Regions from separate parts of the Homo sapiens genome. Here region 1 is linked to region 2. A link is an interaction called in ENCODE POLR2A ChIA-PET data of the cell type or tissue named here. Cell type or tissue: K562. All regions are shown on one strand. Region 1 has its middle 20 kb from the start of TUBB6. Region 2 overlaps SPIRE1 (spire type actin nucleation factor 1).

Evidence for each region. Peaks named below come from ENCODE experiments on the same cell type or tissue, not always from the same donor. Only the 100,000 strongest peaks of a DNase experiment are listed, where the experiment ranks them.
Region 1: POLR2A ChIA-PET joins it to region 2 with 5 read pairs; 3 of 35 experiments call an interaction of 5 or more read pairs at or near these places.

The regions. Positions count from the first base shown.
Region 1 is chr18:12,286,084-12,291,083 of GRCh38, forward strand. No RefSeq gene overlaps it. Among named protein-coding and RNA genes, the nearest start is that of TUBB6, 20 kb to the right of the region's middle. RefSeq lists enhancers at 945-1,940, 1,941-2,934, 3,185-3,948. In K562, no CTCF peak of the experiment used is centred here; a DNase peak (open chromatin) is centred at 2,168; H3K4me3 peaks cover 1,050 bases.
Region 2 is chr18:12,474,579-12,479,578 of GRCh38, forward strand. All of the region lies in intron 10 of SPIRE1 (spire type actin nucleation factor 1), which reads right to left. Among named protein-coding and RNA genes, the nearest start is that of PRELID3A, 69 kb to the left of the region's middle. In K562, a CTCF peak has its summit at 4,316; no DNase peak of the experiment used is centred here.

The DNA.
Region 1 (5,000 bases), 190 kb before region 2:
GCATATTCACTCTAATTTTTAAATGGGGCCGGACGTGGTGGCAAGCACTTGTAGTCTCAGCTACTAGGGAAGCTGAAGTGGGAGGATCACTTGAGCCCAGGAGATGGAGGCCAGCCTAGGCAACATAGCAAAACCCCCATCTCTAAATAAAAATAAAAATAAAGAGCTTGGAGCCTGGATGGGGCTGGGCATATAGCAAGCACAGATGCTTGGGAAGTACACCCTTTAATTTTCACACTAAGGAGAAAGAAAGGGCTAAGAGTAGTTCAATACAGTATCTTCAAAAGGTTTGACCATTTATTTGCCCATTTTTTCCTGAAAAGAGTGAATGAAAACATTTACTATAACTCAGATACTAATACACCTTTTTGTTTCTTTTCTTTAAGAAACAGGCACAGTTGTTAAGATCTGTTTCAGATGAAGTTGGGTGATGGATACATGGGCTTTCATTAGTCTCTGATTTGGGTATGTTTTTAATGTTCTATAATGAAAAGGGTTTTATTGATTGATTTCTTTTCTTTTCTTTTTTTTTTTTTTTTGAGACAGAGTCTCGCTCTATCCCCCAGGCTGGAGTGCAGTGGTATGGAGTACAGGGGCGTGATCTCGGCTCACTGCAACCTCCGCCTCCCGGGTTCAAGCGATTCTCATGCCTCAGCCTCCCAAGTAGCTGGGATTACAGGCACCTGCCACCAGGCCTGGTTAATTTTTGTATTTTTAGTAGAGATGGGGTTTCACCATGTTGGCCAGGCTGATCTCAAACTCCTGACTTCAGGTGATTCACCCACCTCGGCCTCCTGAAGTGCTGGGATTACAGGCAGGAGCAACCGCGCCCGGCCAATTGATTGATTTTTTTTAAATGCTTCCTCCCTCCCAGGGAACTGTGAATGAAGCTCTTCTTTTAAATGTATATATTTCAGAGATGGGGATCTCACTGTGATGCCCAGGCTGGTCTTGAACTCCTGGCCTCAGCTGGTCTTGAACTCCTGGCCTCAAGTAATCCTCCTACCTCGGCCTCCCAAAGTGCTAGATGACAGGCATGATCCCGGCCAAGCCCTTCCTTTAACCACAGCTCTGGAGACTGTCACTTGGACGACCAGGGCTGCCAGGGTTTCCGGAGGGCACGGCCTCCTGACTGCTCAGGGCTTCCTCAAGGTGAGCTCAAGACCCGCAGGGCTTCCCTATGGCAAGCCGTCGAGGCTTTCTTTGGATGCAGGTGGCCGCAGAGCGCTCATGCGGCGTCGGTGCTGGCAGCCAGGTGAGCTGCGCCAGCTCAGCCCGAATGAGCGGTGTCAGGCTATGCACCGTGCTCCCGCCCGCCCTGCGCCCAGACCTCCGCCTGCCCTGGAGGTGAAGGACGCGGGCTCCCCACGCTCCCCCGAGTGATGGTGCAGAGGCGTACTCCCTCTCGGGGTCCCCACTCCACATTCCGGCGTCCTCGGAACAGCCGGCACAGGCAGGGCGGGCGTCAGCTGTCCGGTCGCACCTCCCTGCAGGGGCATTCCTTGGCCTGCTGCTGCCTGCCAGGCTGACCCAGGCGCAGGCGCTCAGGTAAAGGCAGTGGCCAGCCCAAGCTGCCGACCCAGCCGCTCCTCCCAGCAGAGGCCAGGTGAGGAGGCGAGGATGGTGGGGGTCGCCCAGGGAGAAAAATCTCATCCGACAAGGAAAGCCTGGTGACCCCCTGTCTGCCTGGGCAGAACTCCCCTCCCAGGAATGAGCTTTGGACAACGTGGTTCCTCCCGTTGAATCAGGTTCTGACCGAGTCCGCTGCAGCTGCAGGCGGGGGCGCCCTGCCGAGCAGATACCCAGCGGAGCTCCGGGGCCCCGTTTCTACTGTAAGCAGCTGGGGGCCAAATGTGCGCCCGGGCACGTCTCTTGGCCTCTCCCAGACTCGGCACCCTCATCTGTAAGAACGTGAACGATGTCCGCCCTGGACAGGACTGCGGTCGCGAGAGGTGCCCGGGCCAGGCAAGGGACACAGCGCGGATCTGCTGGTTTCCCCCTTGATTCCATGCGTGGGCGTGAAGCGTATTCTTGGGAGTCAGGCACAAATGTGACTTAGTAAGGAAGGGTGAGCGTTGCTGGGATGGGTGGGGAAAAATGTTTTCTGCATCACGGGGCCAGCTGGAGCGGGGAGTGGCCACCGCAGGATTCCTGGGTGCAGCTGAGACAGCTGGGGCGGGGCGTGCTGGGCTCACACTGAGTTCAACTCTCCAAATAGCCCTCGCGCCACTGTCCAGAACAGACGATAAGAATTTCACAGGACTTTCGTCTGGAAGTTTGCGGTTGACAATGCGTTTTTACCTACATGATCACAGTAACTTTCCCAGCAAGGCTGTTAGCTAAAGAAGGTGCCCTCCCCGCCCTGGAGCCTGAGAGAGGACGAGCTGCAGCCTTGTCCAAGAGAAAGGCCCGGGGGACCCAGCCATCCACCTCCCTGCCCACCACCACCCTTCCTTCCAAGGAGCACGCAAGACCAAGCCTAGGACTCGCTACAAAGCTCGGTTCCTAACTAGACCGGCGGGGACTGACTAGGAATGGAATCCAGGCAAACACCTGGCCGATCATAATCAGGTGCAAACCATTCTGATTCTATTTTTTAATGCCATTCTAATTTATAATATGTTAAACTCTGAGAAAAGCCTAGAGAGAGCCACTTTGCTAAGGCGTGCATTATTCAATTTTTCCTTATTCCAGTCATAATATTCTGGGTCCTCCTCTCATAATATTCTGGGTGCCTCCTGCAAGGCAAGCTTTCTGCCGTCCTAGTCTCTCCATTCACAATCACTCGCTTAGGGCATTGGCATAGAAAGTAACACACTGAGTCTTATGCACAACACGCAGGAGGTGTCCTCTTTAACCTTCAGGAATGTGTATTCTAGTGCCGGAGGTGGGACTTCTGAATGTGAAAGGCGGGATCCTCTGCTGGGACAGGGCTTGGTGAGTGCAGAGGCTGCGGTGGGTACAGACAGGAGGCGGTCGCTCAGCTCTCACAGAGCTGGCCTGGTGATATCCTGCCCACCTGGAATCTGGGACCTGAAAAAGAGCACATTGGCTCATCCTAGCCTGGAGGTGCAGACAGTGCAGATTAAGTTGATTCAAACCAATCCACAGGGGTAAAAATACCTCAAAAAAAGAATGAACCTTCCACTTGTGCTTTTAACTGAGAAAGTGCAGCACAGCTTTAGATATCTTTGCTGGCAGCTGTTCATTATGCAACAGTTCAGCTGGTGGCAGGAAAGGCAGGAAGAAAGATGAGCATATCCAAAAGATCCAGAGATGGGGAAGGGGCTGGAAGGAGGGGAGGGAAGTGGGCGAGGGTTTTGTTTTTGGTTTTTTTTTGTTGTTTTTTTTTGTTTTTGTTTTTGTGTTTTTTGAGACAAGAGTTTTGCTCTGTCGCCCAGGCTGGAGTGCAGTGGTGTGATCTTGGCTCACTGCAAGCTCCGCCTCCTGGGTTCACACCATTCTCCTGTCTCAGCCTCCCAAGTAGCTGGGACTACAGGCACCTGCCACCATGCCTGGCTAATTTTTTGCATTTTTAGTAGAGACGGGGTTTCACCATGTTAGCCAGGATGGTCTCGATCTCCTGACTTCGTGATCCATCCGTCTTGGCCTCCCAAAGTGCTGGAATTACAGGCGTGAGCCACTGCACCCAGCCAGGCGAGGGTTTTTTCAGAGGTGAAGGGCAGAAGTCCCAGAGGTGGATGGGCACGAGAGCAGGGTCCAAGCAGAGGACAGAGGTGGAAGTCTGGGACCAAGGATGGAGGTAGCAGCTGTGGGGAGAGCAGGAAACAAGAAGTGCGGGCTGCAGGGAGAGACTCCAGGTCCTGGGAGGGCTCGTCTGGAGTACCTAGGCAGGGTCTGAAGCCTAGGGGAACAAAGTTCTGTGACTAGAGCCAAAGGTCAAGGTTCTGAGTGGGGTCCACTGAAATTATGGCTTTTCCATGAATGCCATCACAAAGCAAAGAGGAAGATAACTAATCAACAGATGCAAGTTCTGACTTATAAAATCTGTGTCACACAAAGCTGTATCCTGGCCTGCATGCACACACTTTCTGGACTCACCACAGGCATGGTCCTGGAAACCACTGGCCTGCAAGGCAAGAGAAGGCAGAAGTCACCAGGGTGCCCCTGGGAAATCCTGTTTCCCAGAACCTGTGCCAGTTCAGCTGTGTTGCACAAAGTCTGCCCCTGCCCCCTGCAGGGTTGCATCAGGGCCCCTCTGCCCTGCAGACTGGAGCACGGGTGCCCTCACTGTTGGCTGTTGAGCCTCCCAGCCCTGGTGGAAGGCAGGCTGCCATTCCTTGCTAGGCACCTTCCACACCCTGCCCTCTTGCCCTCACCAGCAGCTTCCCGCATTCATTCTCAGCACTTCCATCCTCAGTATGGACAGGAAGAAAATGTGCCAATCCATGTAATAGTAAGAATGATGGCAGTCACTATTTGTTCCTGGAACAATTTTATAAATTATTATAATAATATTGGCTGGATGCCGTGACTCCCGGCTGTAATCCCAGCACTCTGGCCAAGGTGAAAGGATCACTTGATCCCAGGAGTTTGAGACCAGCCTGGGCAACATAGTGAGACCCTGCCTTTTATTATATTTAAAAATTAAATATACAAAAGAAAAATAGGCCAGGCGCTGTGGCTCACACCTCTAATCCCAGCACTTTGGGAGGCCGAGGCAGGTGGATCATCTGAGGTCAGGAGTTCAAGACCAGCCTGACCAACATGACAAAACCCTGTCTCTACTAAAAATATAAAAATTAGCCGGGTGTGGTGGCTGGTGCCTGTAATCCCAGCTACTCGGGAGGCTGAGGCAGGAGAATCACCTGAACCTGGGAGGTAGAGGTTGCAGTGAACCAAGATTGTACCACTGCACTCCAGCCTGGGTGACAAGAGTGAGACTCTGTCTCAAAAAAAAAAAAAGAAAAAGAAAAAAATATAGATAGATAGATAGATATAGTATCATATGATTATATAAGTTACAATAATTATTATGA
Region 2 (5,000 bases):
TGGGAGGCCGAGGTGGGCAGATAACCTGAGGTCAGAAGTTCGAGACCAGTCTGGCCAACATGGTGAAACCCTATCTCTACTAATATTACAAAAACTAGCTGAGTGTGGTGGTGGGCACCTGTAATCCCAGCTACTCGGGAGGCTGAAGCAGAATTGCTTGAACCCGGGAGTCGGAGGATGCAGTGAGCTGAGGTCGCTCCACTGTGTTCCAGCCTTGGCAATGTAGTGAGGCTCCATCTCAAAAAACCCCCCCAAAAAACCATGTTTGGAAGCCAGCCATTAAATTTGAGGAGGAGAGGGAAAATGGGGAAGTAGGTGATACAACTGAGAAGCAGGAAGAAAAAGAATAAAGTCAACCTTTTTGAGACTGCCCTTTATTTGTTCTCTACTGTCTTCTACAGCCCTGAGTCTTCACTTGGTCTTTGCTCATGGTGCAACGTCAGCCAGGAATTCACTAGACAAGTCAGCAGAGTCACTAGATGCCAGACATGCAGTAAGGAGCAGAGGTTTGAGTAAGACTGCATTTCTGCTATTGGGAAGGCACGGGAGAAATACATCAACATGCTGTGGCACAGCCCGGCTCACATCTCATAACAAAATGGAAAGCCCTCTGCTGTCTTTTATACTCATTCTAAAACCTAAATCCTACTACTCTTCCACGTGGCTTCTCCAGCCTTTTCAGTCCCTGTGGTGTTTACTGACTCACTGAACTGACCTCTGCCGTCTCTGGACTTCTGTAGTGTCCAGTCACATTCTACATACCCTAAGACACTGTGCTCACTAAGCACTTGGAATGATTCTTAGGTATGTTTTTTATATTCTATTTAAATTATAAACAACAGAAGGGCAGAGACCATCATATTTCTGTCTGTACCTGCAGTACTTACTGAAGGCATTCAATAAATATTTGAATGGAAAAAATGGAGTGGTACTGGAAAAAAAAAAGAAGTTGGTGAAAAGAATAGGAGAAGAGTTTAAAAATGCACTAAAAAGTAGGGAACAAAAAATTACTATAAAATGTGAACGAAAAAAAACCCTGTAATGTGACATGGGATGTATTTAACAGTCTCTGTATTTGTGGCCATTTGTAAGACAGCAAATATGACCAGAGGTAAGTCAATCTTGGTTTAGGAATAGATAGAATTCCTCAACATCTTTTCCAGTTTCATGCTTCTGGAGCAAAACTACCACGTTTTGGAACTGGAAGAGACCTAGAAATCACAGAATCAGCTCCTCTCATCAAAGGGAGAATACGCTGATGGCCAGCAAGATCAAGTGTCCATTCCAGCACCCAGTCCGTACACCCTGAGCGGGCCTAGGGCAGGTGCCACATGGAGAATTGTCTTTACTAATTCACACTGTAAGGAAACACAGTTTGAGTTTCCAGGTGTTCATTCATGTCTATATAAATGTCAGTTCATTAAATGGCTTTACAACAGACCTTCTTCTGAGCTGGCTTTAACCAGTTGATGATCTGAAATTAGCTAATGTTAATAGTGTTTTAGAATAAACACAATTCATCTACCACTATTAAAGAGAACTACTGTCTCATCAATAGAAAGTTTATTAAAACTTTGATTAATACAAACACAAAACTTGAAACAGTTGATTAAAAATAAAGACTTTGGTTTATCTGTGTTTTCTAAATGTTAACATATGAATACATTTAGAAGTTTTCAGCTGGGCGTGGTGGCTCACGCCTGTAATCCCAGCTCTTTGGGAGGCTGAGGCAGGTGGATCACTTGAGGTCAGGAGTTTGAGACCAGCCTGGCCAACATGGTGAAACCCCATCTCTAATAAAAATATAAAAAAATTAGCTGAGCATGGTGGCAGGCACCTGTAATCCCAGTTACTCGGGAGGCTGAGACAGGAGAATCGCTTGAACCTGGGAGGTCGAGTTTGCAGTGAGCAGAGATTGGGCCATTGTGCTACAGCCTGGCTGGCAGAGCGAGACTCTGTCTCCAAAAAAAAAAAAAAAAAAAAAAAATATATATATATATATATATATATACACACACACACACACACACATATATACACACACATATATATACACATATATATAAAAGAATTTCAAATATATATAAAAGAATTTCAAAACTTCTAAATATATATATTAAAAAGGAATTATGTATATATTTAAAAAGGAACATAAGGCATTCCCACATTTAATACCTTTGCTCTTCCCTTATACTTAAAAACATCAATTTTAGATTGAAGAGGAAGAGAGGAATACGCTTATTTCCATACCCTTGTCTAAGATCATTCACTCTGTTCCATAAATCTTTGAGATTTCTACCACCACTGACTTAAGAACTATGATTCATCCGGGTTTAAACCAGTAGCTAGTGACAAAAGTCAGAGGTAGCTGGAATCCAGATCTCACATTTCTCTTTTCGGCAATTTATTGCTTGCTTCATGTTCTAACTGATGAAAATGGCCTCTCTTTGATTAAGAAGAGTGTGCCTAGCAAATCATCTCAAGATTTGGATTTGGGGCATTACCACTTTATCTTCAAAAAGAGGACCACAAAGAAGGTTACAGAGGCTGCAAATTTATCTGATCATGCCTTGCTGTGTAGTGTTGCCTCATGAGGTGATGAAAGAGGACTAGAAAAGGAGTTAAAAGTAGGCCTGTGGGGGTGCAGGAAGGTAGTTCCTGGCAGCTGCAGATTGGTGCCACCCAACCAAACTCTGTGAAGGGACTGTGATCTGTGTAGCCGTGGTCACAGAGGTTCCTGGGCCCTTGAGTGCCATGACTGAGAAACTGAGTTCTTCATTTATTTAATTTTAATATAACTTAAATTTAAATAGCCACATGTGGGAGTGGCTACCGAATTGGAGCTCTGTCTAGATATCTGAGCTAGATGCTTTTAAAATGTAAATCACTGTTCTTATAGGTTAGTATGAATTTATCTAAATATTTGAGTGTCTACTGAGTGTTAGAAACTGGTGATATAAAGTAAATTCAGCATGGTTCCTCCTCTCAGGGAACATGTACTCTGGTGGGACAGAGAAATAAGTGAATAATTACATGACAGGGTGTTAAAGTGTTCCAGTGAAACAGAGGGATGAGTGGGTTATGATAGAATCACAGAGAAGGGGTCCTGGCAGGCTAGTGGTATCCAGGAGACTTCCTAAGACAAAGCGAGGCCACGCTGACTCTGACAAGGACGTGAGGGGCAGACCGCAGACACAGCTAAGCACCAAGCTGAGCACCGATGGGCTGTGCAGGAAGAGTGAACGGCTGTGCGTGGCTGAGGCATAAACCAGAGACAGGGAAGGTGTGACATTAGACCAGAGGTGTCTGCAGGCGTGTGATCAGGGGATGCAAATTTTATTCTGTAAGTGCCAGGGAGCCTTCCGAAGGTTTTAAGCAGGAGTTACAAAGAGCGGTGAGTGCAAGACGGAATTTGGGGAGCCAAGAAGAAAGTCAGATAGACTGAAGAGACGGTGAGAAAGAGAGACCAACTGACGTTAGTAATATGAATATTTCTTATTGTTATTAGTGTTTGAAAAACCTTTAGTAGCAAAATTATTATTGGTATTGCTTGGAATGGAGTGGAGACCGATGAGAGGAGAATTAAAGAATAATTCCTCAGATTCTACCTTGGATGGAGCCAGCAACTAGGATAGCAAGCAGAAGATGAGAAGCTAGGGGGTATGTGTGCATGCACGCAGGTGTGTGTATGTGCATGTGTGTAGCTAGGGTGTGAAGCTGGGGTGTGTATGTGTGTGTAGCTAGGGTGTGTGTGTGCACGCATGCATGTGTAGCTAGGGGAGGTGTGTATGAAGCTAGAGTGTGTGTGTGCGCATGTGCGCGTGTAGCTAGGGTGTGTGTGTGAAGCGAGGGTGTGTATGTGTGTGTGTAGCTAGGGTGTGTGTGTGCACGCACACATGTGTAGCTAGGGGAGGTGTGTATGAAGCTAGAGTGTGTGTGTGTGCATGTGTGTGTGTAGCTAGGGTGTGTGTGTGAAGCTAGGGTGTGTGTGTGAAGCTAGGGTGTGTATGTATGTGTGTGTGTAGCTAGGGTGTGTGTGTGCGCGCGCATGCGTATGTAGCTAGGGTAGGTGTGTGTGTTTGATTTGGCAAGTGGGTGAGGGAGAAGGGAGGGAAGAAGAGAATTTCATTTTACCTAAGTTGATTTTGAGGAAGGGCAGTGGAGACCCAGCAGGCAATGACGTATACAATACTGACATCGCAGATGGGGGCTTGAGATGGATGTGGGAAGCATTAGCATATAGGTGGATGTTGACATCAGGAAGGATATGAGATCTTCCCTCTCCACAAGGGGCAGTAGGTGGATGATGAAATCTGGAGAATACTATTAGAATTTTCTTTTTTGGAGTTTTGTCTGTTGGTATTACTATTACAAAAAGAACAATCCTAAGTATGAGTGTGTGTATATGTGTGTGTGTATTTTAGAAGAATCTATGCAAAATGTTTTTCTTAACTTTATTTTTTTGTTCCCCAAACGAGAAGATATTAAGGTAATATAAGCTGGAAAACTTGCTGACTTGTTTTAACCCCACATATAATTTAAGACTACATATATGTGTGTGTGTGTGTATACATATATGTATTTTTTTTTTCTTTTTCTTTTTTTTTTTTTTTTGAGACAGAGTCTCACTCTGTTGCCCAGGCTGGAATGCAGTGGCACAGTCACAGCTCACTGCAGACTTGAACTCCTGGGCTCAAGGAATCCTCCTGCCTTAGCCTCCCAACTAGCTGGGACCAGAGGTATGCACTACTGCATGTGGCTAACTTTTTAATTTTTTGTAGAGACAGGGTCTTGCTATGTTGCCCAGGCTGGTCTCAAACTCATGGGCTCAGCGATACTCCTGCCTTGGCCTACCAAAGTGCTGGGATTATAGACGTGAGCTAACATGCCCGACAAAAATTTTAGTGTTCTATAATTATAGCCACTATATTGGTCTTTACTAATAGAAAGTAATCTATTATTTAATTTCCTGCAAACCAAATTAATTTTAATCCTAGCTT